Regions from separate parts of the Homo sapiens genome. Here region 2 is linked to region 1. Evidence: read pairs that join two places in POLR2A ChIA-PET (ENCODE). Cell type or tissue: OCI-LY7. All regions are shown on one strand. Links, peaks and the distances in the headings refer to the core of each region. The heading gives the core; the rest is flanking DNA.

The links. ChIA-PET counts read pairs that join two places held together with the same protein. Peaks named below come from ENCODE experiments on the same cell type or tissue, not always from the same donor. Only the 100,000 strongest peaks of a DNase experiment are listed, where the experiment ranks them.
Region 2: POLR2A ChIA-PET joins it to region 1 with 5 read pairs; 4 of 35 experiments call an interaction of 5 or more read pairs at or near these places.

The regions. Positions count from the first base shown.
Region 1 is chr7:35,718,061-35,726,023 of GRCh38, forward strand. It overlaps LINC03013 (long intergenic non-protein coding RNA 3013), which reads left to right. Exons shown (of 2, transcript NR_108083.1): 2 at 1,010-1,652. Among named protein-coding and RNA genes, the nearest start is that of LINC03013, 5.6 kb to the left of the region's middle. In OCI-LY7, for the core only: CTCF peaks have their summits at 5,058 and 5,257; a DNase peak (open chromatin) is centred at 4,191; H3K4me3 peaks cover 1,318 bases; H3K27ac peaks cover 3,359 bases.
Region 2 is chr7:35,820,606-35,828,568 of GRCh38, forward strand. The region is part of intron 1 of SEPTIN7 (septin 7); the gene reads left to right. Among named protein-coding and RNA genes, the nearest start is that of SEPTIN7, 24 kb to the left of the region's middle. In OCI-LY7, for the core only: no CTCF peak of the experiment used is centred there; no DNase peak of the experiment used is centred there.

The sequences.
Region 1 (7,963 bases), core at 1,984-6,983:
TAATTTAATTGTTTAAGGGGTGTCATTTTCCAAATTGTTTTTATGAAAAATTTACAAACAGTGGCTAGTGTCCCATTGTACTGTGTATCTAATTCAGTAAAAGTACTGAAGATTCAAAAAGATTGTTAGAGTGGTTGTGGAAAATTCCAGAGCTGCTGTCACCAGCAGAGCCTTCCTTTACTGAGTGTCTCAGTGCCAGTATAACAAATCCTAGACACTGGCTTTATTGGCCAGTGGTGCAAAGAAATAGTAAAAATTCAATAAAAATATTGCTTGAACCAGGAAGCCTCCTCATAGAGTTGTGGACTCTTCAGAGAGGTTTTACCAAAGTAAGGGCAGAATGTGTATACCGTCTTTCAGGGATTCAAGAAATGTAGGCAACAATGTCTATTATTAGCCCTCCTCTCCTTCCATGAGCAAAACCCAAATTACTTGTTTTTAATTGGCACAAAAGCACATTCAATCATTACATTATCAGACATTGTTCATGTACCTATCATATGCCAGGCTGTGTGCTAAGAGCTGGGGATCTGAAGATGAATAAAATGTACCCTGCCACAATCAGGATTGGCAACAACTGACCTAGGTGGCTCACCTGCATTGTCTGGATAACAAGCCAATTGGCACCTGAGGCCCCCAACCTTATCCCCACAGGAGGGGTTCGTCCAAACTGCTCATGAGACCAGTTTCTCCCTTCCACAGACCCCAGTGCCTTCAGGTGCTGAAAGTTGACTTTCCCAGGCAACTCAGAGAGCTGGTGTCTAACCCCACACTGATGTTACTCAATAAGTCTGATTACCCTCCCACCCACTAGGTTGTTCTCACTCTTGCCCTATAAGAAGGAGAGCAGCAAGGGGACAAGGAATGCCCACCGATGGTGTGTCCAATAGATAACTTTGGCCCATCTCTTATCTTTATTTGTTAATTCTTGCTTTGTAACTTTCCCCCAATAGAGCCCATGAGATTTCATGGAAATCATCACAAAATAACAAACCTTTTTGCGTGACAGGTGATGAGCACAAAAGGATCCATCTTATACAGTGCTTGCCAGCTTCCATAATACTACTCACCACGATGTTGAAATCACCTGTTCCAGAACCAGTCCTGTCCTTTGACAAGAAGGATTTAATTATCAGTAGTGGTGGGGACTGGCTGGAGAGAGGAAAAACACTTCAAGGACTCTGCCACCTTTCGTAGATGGAGAGTGCAAAGTTTGTACCATGGAACTCCTTCTCTAACAGTTACTCTGTGGCAGTGCCTATTTCAAACCTCCCTTAACTTCTGATTGTATAGATGTTTGTTTCATTTGTTCATCTGTTTGTTCACTTAGTCAGAGATGTTTTAAGCCTTAAGAGAAATAGTGGACTAGAAAATGCCTTGGAAAAGTACAAAGTTCAATCCAAGTAAACTGTTTTTAAACTAGGAATTTATGAAGCCTAAAATATAAAATGTATATACATGGATATGCTCTGAAGTGAGGTAGAGGGGTAGAAATCAACATTGTGATATTGTACTATAGTTTTGCAAGATGTTACCATTGGGGGAAAATGTTTGAAGGGTATACGGGATATCTCTGCCTTATTTCTTACAACTGCATGTGAATCTACAGTTATCTCAAAATAAAAATTTAATTAACAATTGATTACAATTAACAGCATTAATTTCTTATCCTGTCATTTTCCTTCTCCTGAAATTGCAGAATAGCCAAACAGAAACCTACCCATGACCACCATCTGAGATTCTTTGGTGCCCGTATTAGTGGACATAGGCAGGTGTATCAGGAGGCATCCAGTCACGCATACTGGAAGATACTGACTCAACTGATTTAAGCAAAGGAAAATACAGTGTATTATATAATGAGACATCTTGAGTAGGGTAGTCCTAGGGTCAGTTGATTCAGCAGCTTGATTGATAATCAAGGGCCCAAATTCTTTCCCACTTTCTACCCTGCCATCCTCAGCCTATCAGTTTCGTCCTCCAGCTGGCTTAAAGGTAGTTGCAAGGTGGCTGCTATCATGCCATGCAAAATGCAAATGCAAAAAGTATGCAGATACAAAAAGTATCTCTTTTCATAAGTCTCATTTTAAGGGCAAGGAAAAACCTGCAGGCCTTTCTGCCACTCTCTTGACCCACTTACTTAACTGTGGAACAAGTCACAAACACCTGTTTAAGTGGATCACTTGGCCAGGAGGGAGAGATTGCCATTATCCTTAGATGGAGGAGAATGGGGGTGGGGGTTGTTATGCCTGAACATAATCAGTGCTCTGCCAGTGAGTAAGAGCAGAGATGGGGTGATTAATAGGCAACCCCTCACCAAGGAGCCATTGTAAAGCTTCAGGCCAGTTCAGAAGGTGATGAAGATGGAAAGCCTCCAAAGCAACCAGAACAACCAGAAGGAACACGCTTTTACAGCTTGCTTCTGATTCCACACCGCGAGGACAATGGGTCCAGCATGCCACACTGATCCAGGAACTTAGAACTAAGTAAGAAGCAAGGGAGAGAGGCTGCTATAGCTGAAACCCAGAGAATGAACTTTCTCCCAGGAGGTTGCAAGGGCTGCCCTTGTAAAAGATCCTGTCCTGGGTTTAAAGGTTAGCAAATTTTCTGTTTTGTTTTGCTTTGACTGCATGAGGGTTGAGTTAAAGTGAAATAATATTTAAGACTTATTTTTTAAATAAGATATTTTATGTTTTTATTTTTGTTTTTTTTTTTTTTTTTGGTTGGTAGAGACAGGGTCTCACTGTGTTGCCCAGGCTGGTTTTGAACACCTGGGCTTCTAATCCTCCTGCCTCAGCCTCCCAAAGTGCTAGCATCACAGGCATGTGCCACCACACCCAACCCCTTAAAAGTCTTTTTACAAATGAGAACATGAACAATTGCCTTTCAGATTATTTCCTGGTCATCAAAGATTTCTTTCTTTATTTACATAAAGGGGACAGGGGTCAGTCTGTGTATTGGAAGATGTGCCCATATTTGGTCACATATTGGAAGAGTACAAAATTGCCCAAATAAGGGATATTTATTGCCTTCCTGACTGCAGACTCAAGGAGGCAGGAACTTTGACATTTTCTCCAATGCCTATCTGTATCCACATTGCCTGTAACATAGTATATGCTCAATAAATATTGATTGAACTAATTAAAAAATGTCATTCTCTACTCCCAAACTATAAAAACCTGGAAGGGTATATTCTTGCTGGATGGGAGCCTGAAGAAGACAGGAAGGGAGCTAAAGATATCTCTCTTAGTCATTCTCTGTGTCCGACATATGCCCACATGTATAGTCCTAAATGCCACTGTCTCTCAGTTGGTTTCTATCAGGACCTAAGCCCTGTGGAGACAGCAGCTTGCAGAGTCTCTAGCCCAGGGAAGCAAGAGGTGGGCCAGATGGAATCCCCCAGCTCAGGGAAGGTCTTACCTATCCATGCATTTGAGGAAGGAGGAAGTGGGACAGTCATTCACCAGTCTAAATCTTACTGCTAAAACTAGACCGAGTGCTACATCTCCAAATCTGGAGGGCCAGGATATCTGTCACACAGGCAGGCCAAAAATTGTTCTTCCCAGGGTGGGGACAGTGGAAGCCATATAAACACTTGCCAATTAGTTCATCTACATTTTAAAAAGGTGCAGAAAATTCTTGTTCCTTTCCGCTGGAGGAACTTTACAAATGACCTTGACAAAAACCCCTCAAAACCTATAGAACCAAATTTTATTATAACGCTCTTTTTATTCCCTTGCTTCTATTTCCTCCTTTCTCTTCTTTTTCTATTTCTTTTCCTTTCTCTTTCTTTACATTTCTCCCTCTTTCTTCCTGCTTGTCCAGCTTTTCTTCCTCTTCCCCCTTTAAGGTGATACTTTGGGACTGAAAGTATATTTTAATATTTATCTAAAGCAGTTGTTTCTTTGTCCATGGTTCCCTGACCCTTCACAGAAAATAATTCTTCCATCCTAAATTGACTTTTATGATAGTTATCTAAAGATTTAAGGATCCAAATATGTACAAGTCAAATACAATAAAAGGAAAAAAATCATTTAAAGACTAACATTTAAGCATTTTAGCCTCTACTATTTTAAAATTAGAGTTCAACTCGATGCCATTTATATTTGAACTCCTAAAATTACAACCATCATCTGCATTTTACAGGCTTCCCCTATCTATGCAGACATTTCCTGTTCTGTCTTCTCTTTCCCCAGAGACCCATTACAACTTGCTTATCGTTGGGTAGAGGTTATATCCAGGGAAGAGGGAACCGAGGAGAAGTGGAGGAAAGGAGGAAGGCATGAGATGTTGGCCCTAACCTAGATTGGTATGTTTACTCTCATCCGACTGGGTTGACTTTAGAATGAAAATGTTTTCCCACTTAATTAATTTAAAATTAGTTATTCAAATATGTTTTTCAAAACTCAGTACAATTATGTATATCACACTTGTGCAAAACATCACCAATTCTCAAACCCCAGATCTACAGATCTGAGGTCAGCAATTCCAGCTAACACTTATATAGTGCTTCCCATGTGCCAGACACTGTGCAAAGCGTTTCATGTGTATTGACTCATTTCATCCTTCAACAGCCCTGCAAGGCAGGTATTAGTCAGCTTGGGCTGCCATAACAAAACACCATGGACTAGGTGGCTTAAACAACGAACATTTATTTTCTTACAGTTCCAGAGACTGGAAGTTCAAGACCAAGGTATAGCAGAGCTGGTGTCTGGTGAGGGCTCTCCTCGTAGGTGGCAGACAGCTGCCTTCTCACTGTGTGCTCACCTGGCCTTTCCTCTGTGTTCCTCAGAGTGAGTGAGCTCTCTGGTGTCTCTTCTTATGAAGATACTAATTTATGGGATCAGGGCTCCATCTTTAACACCTCATTCAACCTTAATTACTTTCTTAGAGCCACCATATCCATATCCAAATACAGCTACATTGGGGGTTAGGGGTTCAACATATGCATTTTGGGGGACACAAACATTCAGTCCACAATGGTAGGTAATATTGTACTCCCTATTTCTCAGGTTAGGAAACTGAGGCCACACTGATTGAGTAATTTGCCCAATGTCACACAAATAATAAGTGTCAATACTGGGACTTGAACGCCAGCATCCATACTTTTAACCACTATGCTGTGCTCTCTCTCATCATGAGTCATGACGATGATCACGTTAGATTGTGTTAGATGATGTTAGATCATGAGTCATGATCTAACATCTAGCAACCCATCAACATCATCAACATCTAACAAATCCAATCCTTTGAACCTATTATAGAATCATCAGAGCTTTACCACGCTTTTTAGAAAAAATTTCCCTACAAGAATACAGTCTCTCACTATTATTATTATATTAGAGATAGATTTCTATATTATCAAATTTAGAGCAAATAACTTATATTTGCTATCAACTAGCTCTTAAAATGATTATATCTTGATTACTCTAGTAAACAAACATCATCTATTTCTCTCTACATTTAAACTATTAAAACTCAACAATAAGAAAACAACTCATTTGAACAGTGGGCAAAAGATCTTGACAAGACATGTCATCAAAGAAGATATGCAGATAGCAAATAAGCATATGAAAAGATGCTTCACATCATATGTCATCAGGAAAATGCCAATTAAAACAACAGTGAGATACCACTACACAAACCTATAGGAATGGCCAAAATCCAGAATATGACAACCCCAGATGCTGCCAAGGGTGAGGAGCAACAGGAATTCTCATTCATTGCTGGTGGGAATGCAAAATGGTACAGCCACTTTGGGAAACATGTTGGCAGTTACTTATGAAACTAAGTTTCTATATCATAACACAAGTAGATATAAATATAACCAGTGGTAGGGTTTTTTTAGAGGCTGTATTATTTTTTAAGAATTTAAAGCTTTAAACCCAAATTTCTACTCAGAAAGATGAGCATTGTAATTTGATGAGATTACCCTTAGAATTCTTGCCAGTCAATGACTGCTTTTACACCAACTTACAGATTGTGCTGTGTTCAAATACATACTGAGGGGAATCTGATGAACTGACTGGCAACAGTCTTCAAATTCTTAAAGGTGAGGGGAAGAGTGCATCAGGTAAGAGCAAAGCTCCCGGAATCGGGATATCCAGGTCTGAATCTTGACTCTGCTGTGTCCTTGAGTGAGCTACTCAACTTGTCTACACCTCAGTTTCTTCATTCGTAAAATGAAGCTATGGTAGCTTCTACCTTATATGACGATTGACTGATAGGCTCCATGTTGAGTGTAAATTAAATAGTGCCTGGATAAGTACTCACTAAAGAATCGTGTTTTTTTTTTATTGTAAATTTCCAAAGAGAATGTTTTATACTTTTTAAAAAGTGTTTTTATTCCCCAATGCCCCTAACAGGAAATGACACCATCATTGTTACATGAGAAAATGATAAATGTTTTGAGAGGTCAATGTTCCACCCCAACTCATTCTCAGTGTTACTATTTTCACCAGGAAACAGTAGAAGTGACACAGGAGGTGGCCAGGGAAGTGCTGGGTAGACAAGGGTGGGGTTCCTGGCGAGGGCTCCACCCTCAGGCTTGTGCCCATGGACCTAAGTAAGAACAGGCACCCGTGTTTTCATGCCCAAATGTTGCATTTTCCAAGACCACTCTGGCCTGCCACACCCCCATCCTGTGCCCATAAAAACCCTGAGACCCTAGCGGGCGTGGACACAAGCAGTTGGACGTTGAGAGGAGCAGAGGAGCAGAAGAGCGCACCGACAGACACCAGCAGACAACAGCAGGCCATTGAGGCAAGACGATGCAGAAAATTCGGTCGGGGCAGTCAGAGGAGAGTCCAGCCGCTGGACAGCCTGACTCCAGGGGAAGACCGCCTTCCCACTCCATCCCCCTTCTGGCTCCCCATCCACCTTGCTGAGAGCAACCTCCACCACACAATAAAACCTTGCACCGATCTTCCAAGCCTACATGTTATCCGATTCTTTCCGGTACGCTAGGGCAAGAACTGAGGATACAGAGGCCCTCTGTCCTTGTCATACGGCAGAGGGTCTAATTGAGCTGGTTAACACAAGTTGCCTGCAGACGGCAAAACTGAAAGAGCACACTGTAACACATGCCCACTGGGGCTTCAGGAGCTGTAAATACTCAACCCTAGGCACTGCTGTGAGGTCGGAGCTCCATGGGTACCTTTTAACCACAAGTTTCAGCATTTCTTTTCAAGGAGAACTTATGTCTGGAAATATGGATGGAAGATGAACCGAGGACTCGTCTTTAACACCGCATGCTACTCTACTAAAGACTGAGAAAAATGTCAGTTGTCCGGAGCTCCCCACGACCTGTCTGCATGCTCCCCCTAGGGGTTTGAGCAGTGGGACACTGAACATGCGAGCCGCACATCTGTCGCATGTCCTGCCAGGGAGATAAGGAAACTTTCTGTTTCAGAAGTTCTACTTTGAGGCAAAACCAGGCCTCACATGGGCAAGAACATTGCTAGACCTCAGGCCTTGCTCTTAAACAGCAGCTGCGTACCCCAGCCCTGCACGGGAAGTGGGGAGGAGCTCTTGCTTCTTCCCACAACAAACAGGTTCTCACCTGTGCAGCTCCTGTGAATTACATGACATCAATGTGTATGTAGGTTCTTTTTTTATTTTTTTTTTATTTTTACTATTTTTATTTTTATTTTTTGAGATGGAGTCTTGCTCTTTCACCCAGGCCGGACTGCAGTGGCGCTATCTCGGCTCACTGCAAGCTCCGCCTCCCGGGTTCATGCCATTCTCCTGCCTCAGCCTCCTGAGTAGCTGGGATTACAGGCGCCTGCCACCACGCCCGGCTAATTTTTTGTATTTTTAGTAGAGATGGGTTTTCACCGTGTTAGTCAAGATGGTCTCGATCTCCTGACCTCGTGATCTGCCCGCCTCGGCCTCCCAAAGTGCTGGGATTACAGGCGTGAGCCACCGCACCCGGCCAATGTGTATGTAGGTTCTATCTTTTAGGGAA
Region 2 (7,963 bases), core at 2,032-7,031, 100 kb after region 1:
AACATTGTTTTCATACTTGACAGTTTATTAGACTTTTCTTTAGTTCTTTGAACATATCTAAAATAGCAGGTTTAAAGTATTTGTTTAATGTCTGGGCTTTCTCAGGGACTGTTGCTTTTTTCCCCTGTACATGGGCCATGCAGTTTTGAGTTTTTTTTGCAAGGCTCATACTTTTCTCTTGAATACTAGACATTTTAAATATTTCAAATAATACAGTGTGGCAGCTCTGGAAATCAGATTCTCCCTTCTCTGCAGGGTTTATTGTTGTTGCTTTTTGTTATTTGCTTAGTTCCTTTTCGAACTAATTCTGTGAAGTTAATTTTTGCCATATGTTGTCACTGAAATCTCTGCTTGGTTATCTTAGTGGTCACTTGTGAGTGGGCCTTTAGGGACTACCAGACACATCAAATAATGACAGCAGTTTGAGAGTGAGGCTTTGAAAGCATTCCATGATTGTTCTGTTTTTTTCCAGTTGCCACTAGGCTGCTGGTTTTTACTGTGATTGTGTGCTGATGGTTTTCAAGGCTACTGTAGAGGTAGAGAGATGACAATGGGCAAGTTAAAATGCAAGAGCTGCTGTTTTTACCAAGGCTCAGCCCCTTGTCTTGAATCAGCATTACCTGGATTCCTGCAAGCTTTTAGTTAATTTCCAGAATTTTAAGTTAAGTTGATTTGAACAGTTTGTGTCAGTTTTCTCCTTGCTTTTAATGAAGCAGAATTTTCTGAAGTATTTACTCCACCAATTTCTTTGATGTTCTCCTGTGACAAGTGTTTAAGAATGTTTTTCTAGTCAATATATCATTATCTGTCCATGCATATTTTTCTAAAACCTTACTTTTAATGGCTGCCTGGTATTTTAATACATGGAGGTACTGTAATACAATTTTAGTTTCACTTGTCTTTAGAACTCATCAAAAATTGTTACAATTTTTTACTATTATGAGCAGTGCTTTGTTGAATATTCTTTTATCTTAATCATGTATGATTCTCAAGACTATCCATTTCTGGAAGTGGAATTTGTTGAATTTAAGACAATAAAAACTTCAGTTTTTGGTCCACATGGTTAAATTGCCCTTTAAGTAAGTGGTTTAAGTTTATATTCCAAAAGTCATGTAGGAGAGTGTCTCTTTTTCCACATCATCACCCAGTACTGGGCACTAGTACTCACTTTATTATTTTTATTTTTATTTTGAAATGGAGTCTCACTCTGTCATACAGGCTGGAGTGCAGTGGCACGATCTTAGCTCACTGCAACATCCACCTCCGGGGTTCAGATGATTCTCCTGCCTCAGCCTCCTGAGTAGCTGCGATTACAGGTGCATGCCTGGCTAATTTTTGTGTTTTTAGTAGAGACGGGGTTTCACTATGTTGGCAAGGCTGGTCTCGAACTCCTGACCGACCTCAGATGATCCACCCGCCTTGGCCTCCCAAAGTGCTGGGATTACAGGCGTGAGCCACCACACCTGGCCTCATTTTATTTTTTTAACTTTTGGAGACAGAGTCTCGCTCTGTCGCCCAGGCTGGAGTGCTGTAGCACCATCCTGGCTCACTGCATCCTCTGCCTCCCAGGTTCAAGCAATTCTCGTGCCTCAGCTTCCTGAGGAGCTGGGACTACCTGGCTAATTTTTTGTATTTTAGTAGAGACAGGATTTCACCATGTTGCCCAGGGTGGTCTTGAACTCCTGAGCTCAGGCAGTCCACCCGCCTCGGACTCCCAAAGTGCTAGGATTACAGGAGTGAGCCACCACACTCAGCCTAATACTTATTTTATTTTTTTCTTTTTTTAAGAGATGAGGTTCTATCTAGAGGTGATGGGAGACAGTGACAGATCATCAGGCATTAGATTCTCATAAGGACTGCGCAACCTAGATCCCTTGAATGAACAGTTCACAATAGGGTTCACTCTCCAATGAGAATCTAATGCTGCCGCTGATCTGACAGGTGCCAGAGCTCAGGCGGTAATACGAGAGGCTGGAGATACAGATAAAGCTTCAGTTGCTTGCCCGCCACTTACCTCCTCTTGTGCGGCCCAGTTCCTAACAGGCCACAGACCGCTACCAGTCCATGGCCTGGAAGTTGGGGACCCCTCTACTGGGATATTTATAATTGCATATGTGGTTACCTAATATTTCCATGATACAACACTGGTCTAGATTCTAGGCCATTCTCCTTCAAAAAGAACCCTGCTTCCTTACAGTTTTACTGTTTAGCAGCAATGTTTTCTACCCCTTCTTAAAATTTTCAGCTACCACACCCCTGTTTTGTTCTAATATTAAAGATGACATCTAACACTCAATTTTTCTTTCTGCTCCAAGCTCCATCATCATTCTGGGACATTTTTGGCCCATGTGTAAGACACTTTCAGTAAGTTAGCTTCAGTTTCTTGACTGTGCTTGAGCCATCCTTTTTTTTCTCTCTCTGTCTCATCTGAGAGCCATCCTTTTAATAGCCCTATGGAGGAATGGGTGGGAAGAAAAAATATTTAAAAGTAAAATATTAAAAAAAGAAATAATAACCCTGTGGGGCTATCATCTGCAACTTATGTTCCACTTCTAAAATCTTAATTGTATAGTCCATTTTAACCATAACTTACATGTATTTATTTATTTTTTCGAGACAGAGTTTCGCTCTTGTTGCCCAGGCTGGAGTACAATAGCGTGATCTTGGCTCACTGCAATCTCCACCTCCCAGGTTCAAGGGATTCTCCTGCTTCAGCCTCCCAAGTAGCTGGGATTTCAGGCATGCATCACCACGCCTGGCTAATTTTGTATTTTTAGTAGAGATGGGGTTTCTCTATGTTGGTCAGGCTGATCTTGAACTCCTGACCTCAGGTGATCTGCCCGCCTCAGCCTCCCAAAGTACTGGGATTACAGGCATGAGCCACCGTGCCCAGCAACTTATTTTTTTACTGTCTTCTTTACTTCCTGCCTTCCATCCTTGATCCTCTCCATTTTCATTCACTGAATTACTTCATCTGTATTTGTCATCTCTCTTGGTCTTGTACTTTTGTGTACCCTTCCTGCAAAGCAAGTTTCAAATGACTCCTACAGCCAATTTTATTGTACTCAAGTTATGGATTGCTACTGGAGGAAAAGATCACATGGCTTCAGGGATACAGTCAAAGATTTATGGTCTTCAGCCTTAACCAGGTGGACAAAATTGCTTGGATGGCTGTTACGTATTCCTAGTCTCTCTCTCTATTCTTATGGTTGCTGTTTCACATCTTTACTTCTTAAAATCCCCTACTTCTCTTCTCTTTTTTTTTGGGATTTTCAAGTTGTTTTATATCTGGTACTTAGGGAAAATCCTGTCCTTCATTCCATAAATGTTATCTGTGTCCTTACTTAACTTTGTCTGCTACTTGGTGTTTTCTATTAGCATTCACACAAATAGAACCATCTGCCTTTTTTTTTTTTTAAGTGCTTAAAACTCTTGACCTTGTATTTTCTGGCTGCTATCCTGTTGTTCTTCTCTTCAAAGATAAGCATTAAAAAAAATTGCTTATACTCACCTCCTGTAGTTTTTTTTTCTGCTTATTTATTTCCAGTCTGCCTTCTTCCCCTATCTTTCCATTGATACAGCTTTGAGAGTGGTTTCCAATGACAATAAGTAGATTTTTCTGTATCCTTAGATTGACCAATCCAGAGCATTTGGTATAGTTAACCACTTCTTGAGGGGGCTGCTACAGTTGACCTCCTTTGAAATGCTTCTGGGAACTCTTTGATTCTTCTTTTCTCTCAGCTTTTCCTAGGTTTGTTTAGGTGATTATGATGGGATGTTGGTGTTGCTTCTTGGCCTGCTTCCTACTCTGTATGCTGTATTTGGATTCATATCCATGGCCTTGATACCATTTAAATGTTGATTACTTAAGATATTCATTATCTGTCTAACCTAGATGTTTCTAGCATTTCTAACCTTTATATATACAACTGCCTACTAGACATTGTCTTCCCAAAGTCCACCTTAACTCAGATGATTTCTACTTTTAACAGTTGGTACTCACCATTCATCTTAATTGCTCAAGCCCAAATTAAGAAATCTGAATTTTATCACCCTTCTACAAGTTAGTTACAGAGATCTGTCATTTCATGTCTTTAATATCTAACCTAGCATTGTCCAATAGCAATTTGATGCAAGCCACATATGTAATTAAGCTTTCATAATAACCACATTTAAAAAGTAAACAGGTGAAACTAACTTTAGTTTTATATTTTATGTAATTGGGATATCTAAAATTTTATTTCAACATGCAATCAGTATAAAATTATTAATAAGATATTTTTGATTCTTATACTAAGTCTTTAAAATATGATATTTTACACTTACAGCACATCTTAATTCAGACTAGCTACATTTCGAGTACTCAGTAGCCACATGTAGCTAGTGGCTACCTTAATGGCTAGTAGAGTTCTAACCTATATTTCTCTTTATCCTTACTACCTCTATCTTGGTTCAAGCCTTTATTTTTCCCCTGAGCAGCTGGAGCAGCTCTTGGGGATTACTACCATTTTCTCCTCCAGTTCATCATCAATATTCTTGTCAGTAGTAATTTTCTAAAGTATGAATGTGACTCTGCATGTGAATTCATGTGATTGTGCATTCCTCTTTGTATCTTTAGTGTTCTTCCTAAGCTTTCAAGATGAAGTCTAAGTTCCTAAGTATGGCCAACAAAGTCCTTCCTCATCTGACTTTTGCTTAACTTTCCTAAGCTATAGTTCCTTGATCCTAAAAATGAGTTGTATTGAACTGTTTGTAGTTCCTATAAGGAACCATACGCTCTTCTTGCTTTTGGGCCTTTGCAGTTAATAACTCAACTGACTGAGACCCATATTCTCCAGCTCCCACCCTCATCTGTCATCAAATTAAGGTCTACTAGTCAGTCCTTCAGTATCTAAAGGATCTGATCCCAGGATAGGATGAAACACCCTTCCTTGTTTGCTCTTATATATCCTTCTGTGCTTTCCTGTATCAGGGCATTTATCACTGAATTATTTTAATTGTCCTCTAGCTTATCTCACCTCCCTATTAGATTCTTAGCTTCTTGAGCAGGGATCTTGTTTTTATTAGCTTTTATATTCCTGTTTACTAGAACACACATATATGCTTGGCATATTGTAAGTATGTTGAATGAATGAGTGAAGGAATGAGGTAAGTCTAGGAAGTTAAGATCTGAACTCTAAGTTCAGAGCAAAGAAAAATTGATTTAAATTTTAAGTTATCTCATTCTTGTATGTATTTATAGAGTTAAATATTAGAATCTTTTTAACAGATTAACTGAGAATCCAGAATAGGATTAAGAAAATAAAAGTTGGTTCTGTCAGTACCCAGTTGTTCATATCAGTAAAAAGAGGAGAGCTGGGGGCATGCTAAATAGGTTATGAACCTTTAAAATAGTTGAGGGATGAGGAACATAAAAACTGATATTTAGGACATGCCTATGTAATCTTGTAATATTTTAGTTTTCATATTATATTAAATCTAGAATCTAGGCATTTTTAGACCAGTTATACTTAAAATATTTAAAACATTTAAATGGCAAATGAATTTCTTTAACTTTTCCCTTAGGCTGTATGAGAGATGGTAGGAATTTGACTAAGCAAGTACCAGACACATATCTGTGTATGATATAAGGCTTTTGTTAGGAATACTAAGGAGTTGAGAAGTAAACTTCTGCATTAATATCTTTTCCTTTTGTAGTCTGTGGTTGTTTTTCATATTTAGAATTACTTACACTTTAGGAGAAACATACTTCGTCAGTGTGTAAAACAATATGCTATATATATGTATATTTATATATATATATATTTTTTAAAATCCAAAGGGAGGCAGATTGGAGTTATTTAGAAAAGATCAATGGCTATTTTTGAAATACAAAGTTACTAATGTAAACCTTGGATTTTTGTAGCTTGATGTTTAAACTGCAAATAGAATTTGGGTGTGTTAAGGTAATTTGAGGTGCGCATTATAATCCCTAGTCATTTTAGTTTTTTATTAAACATCTCATTTTGTAATGATATTGGGAAGTTGAAGGTTTGTAGTTCCTTCTAGGGTTGTTTTTCTCAAATTCTGATTTTTATTAGGCATCCATTCTGTTACAAACTCCCCTTGATCAATTTTTTGTTACTAAAAAGCATATTTAATAGTTTTCAAAATAAGTTGCTGCTTTTTCCTATTGGAAAATTTTTATCTACTGGAAAATTTGTTGAAAATTAGTATTCAGAGTTTTAAAAATGGTAATGGCATTTTAGATAGCAAGATTTGGGTAACTTTGGAATAGGAACAAATGGCAAGAGAACGTAAAGAATTCTTAAAGAATTTCAGTAATCTATCTATTAGAACTTGTTTGAAGCGTGCTGTTACTTGAATATATTTGTGCTGAACTAATGTAACCTTAGAAGGAAGGTTAGAACTAAGTTACCGGATATTGTATTTAAGTTGATTTTTCCATCAAACAGTGGAGTTACCGTAGTTTGATTTTTCTTAACTATGCTTTTAACATACAGATTTAACATCTAAAAGATTTTGTAAAGCATATCTAGCAGATACGCTTTTAGAAAAGATTATTTGATAAATGTTTCTTCTTAAATGACTAATGTTTGAAATCAAGGAATACTTTAAAGACCTAGGGGTATTTTTGTAGAAGCTTGGGTGAATATGCTTTTATTTATACATACTTATAAATGCCACAATTGTATCACTCACATCTATAAATAATGTTCCTTATCCCGAGATATTTCACACTGGCACTGTGAACATTTGTGCAGGAAAAGAATCAGTGGGTGGTTAAGTCTTTTGAATTACAGACTATGGTTGATTTTAGAATTTAGGGTATGGAAAAATTCTTATGAGATATGACAAGTCTATATGTTTTAATCGACCAGTATTAAATTTTTTATTTTTTTTGAGACAGAGTCTTGCTCTGTCATCCAGGTTGGAGTGCAGTGGCGCGATCTCCACTCACTGCAACCTTTGCCTCCCAGGTTCAAGTGATTCTCCTGCCTCAGCCTCCAGAGTAGCTGGGACTACAGGTGTGCGCCACTATGCCCAGCTAATTTATGTATTTTTAGTAGAGACAGGGTTTCACCATGTTGGCCAGGCAGGTCTCGAACTCCTGACTTCAAGAGACCTGCCTGCCTCGGTCTCCCAAAATGCTAGGATTACAGGCTGGAGCCATTATGCCTGGCCAAATTATTAGTATATTTTCTAAATAGTATTTGTGCTAGGTAGCTTCAGAGCCATATTTTTGTATCTGATAGGACACTTCTATACGAATTTTGGGATGATATGTTTTTAGCCAAACCCATGTTTTATCTTTGTACAGAGTTTCTTCCTCAGAAGATGTTTTCCTGAAAGAGTAGTCATTCAGATTTTTAAAATATCTACTGTGTGTCAGCACTTTGCTAAGAACATAGAGATGAATATGACATGGTTCTCTCCCTCTGGGAAATCAGTCATATGGGGGAACTGACAAAATGTTTAAAATAATTTTATTTTAAAAAATATTTATTATAATAATTACATGCAAATAATTGTCTACTGTAAATCATCCTAGTTACTCTTCTTTGTCACCATGTTACTGAGACTGCTCTTATTTTTTAAGTTACCAGTGACCTTATTTCCAAATTTTATCAGTATGTCTGTTTCTGTAATGGTATCTTTCTCTGTAGCATTCAGCATAGTTAAGTGAATCCTCCATCCCTGAGATGATCTTGGTTTTCTTCCTGTCTCCACTGACTGATCTTTCTCTGCTCCAGGGCTTTGCCTCGACCCCCTTCTTCTTTTTTTTGAGACTGGAGTTTCTCTCTTGTTGCCCAGGCTGGAGTGCAGTGGCACGATCTCAGCTCACTGCAACCTCTGCCTCCCAGGTTCAAGCGATTCTTGTGCCTCAGCATCCCAAGTAGCTGGGACTGCTACAGGCACATGCCACCAAGTCCGGCCCATTTTTGTATTTTTAGTAGAGATG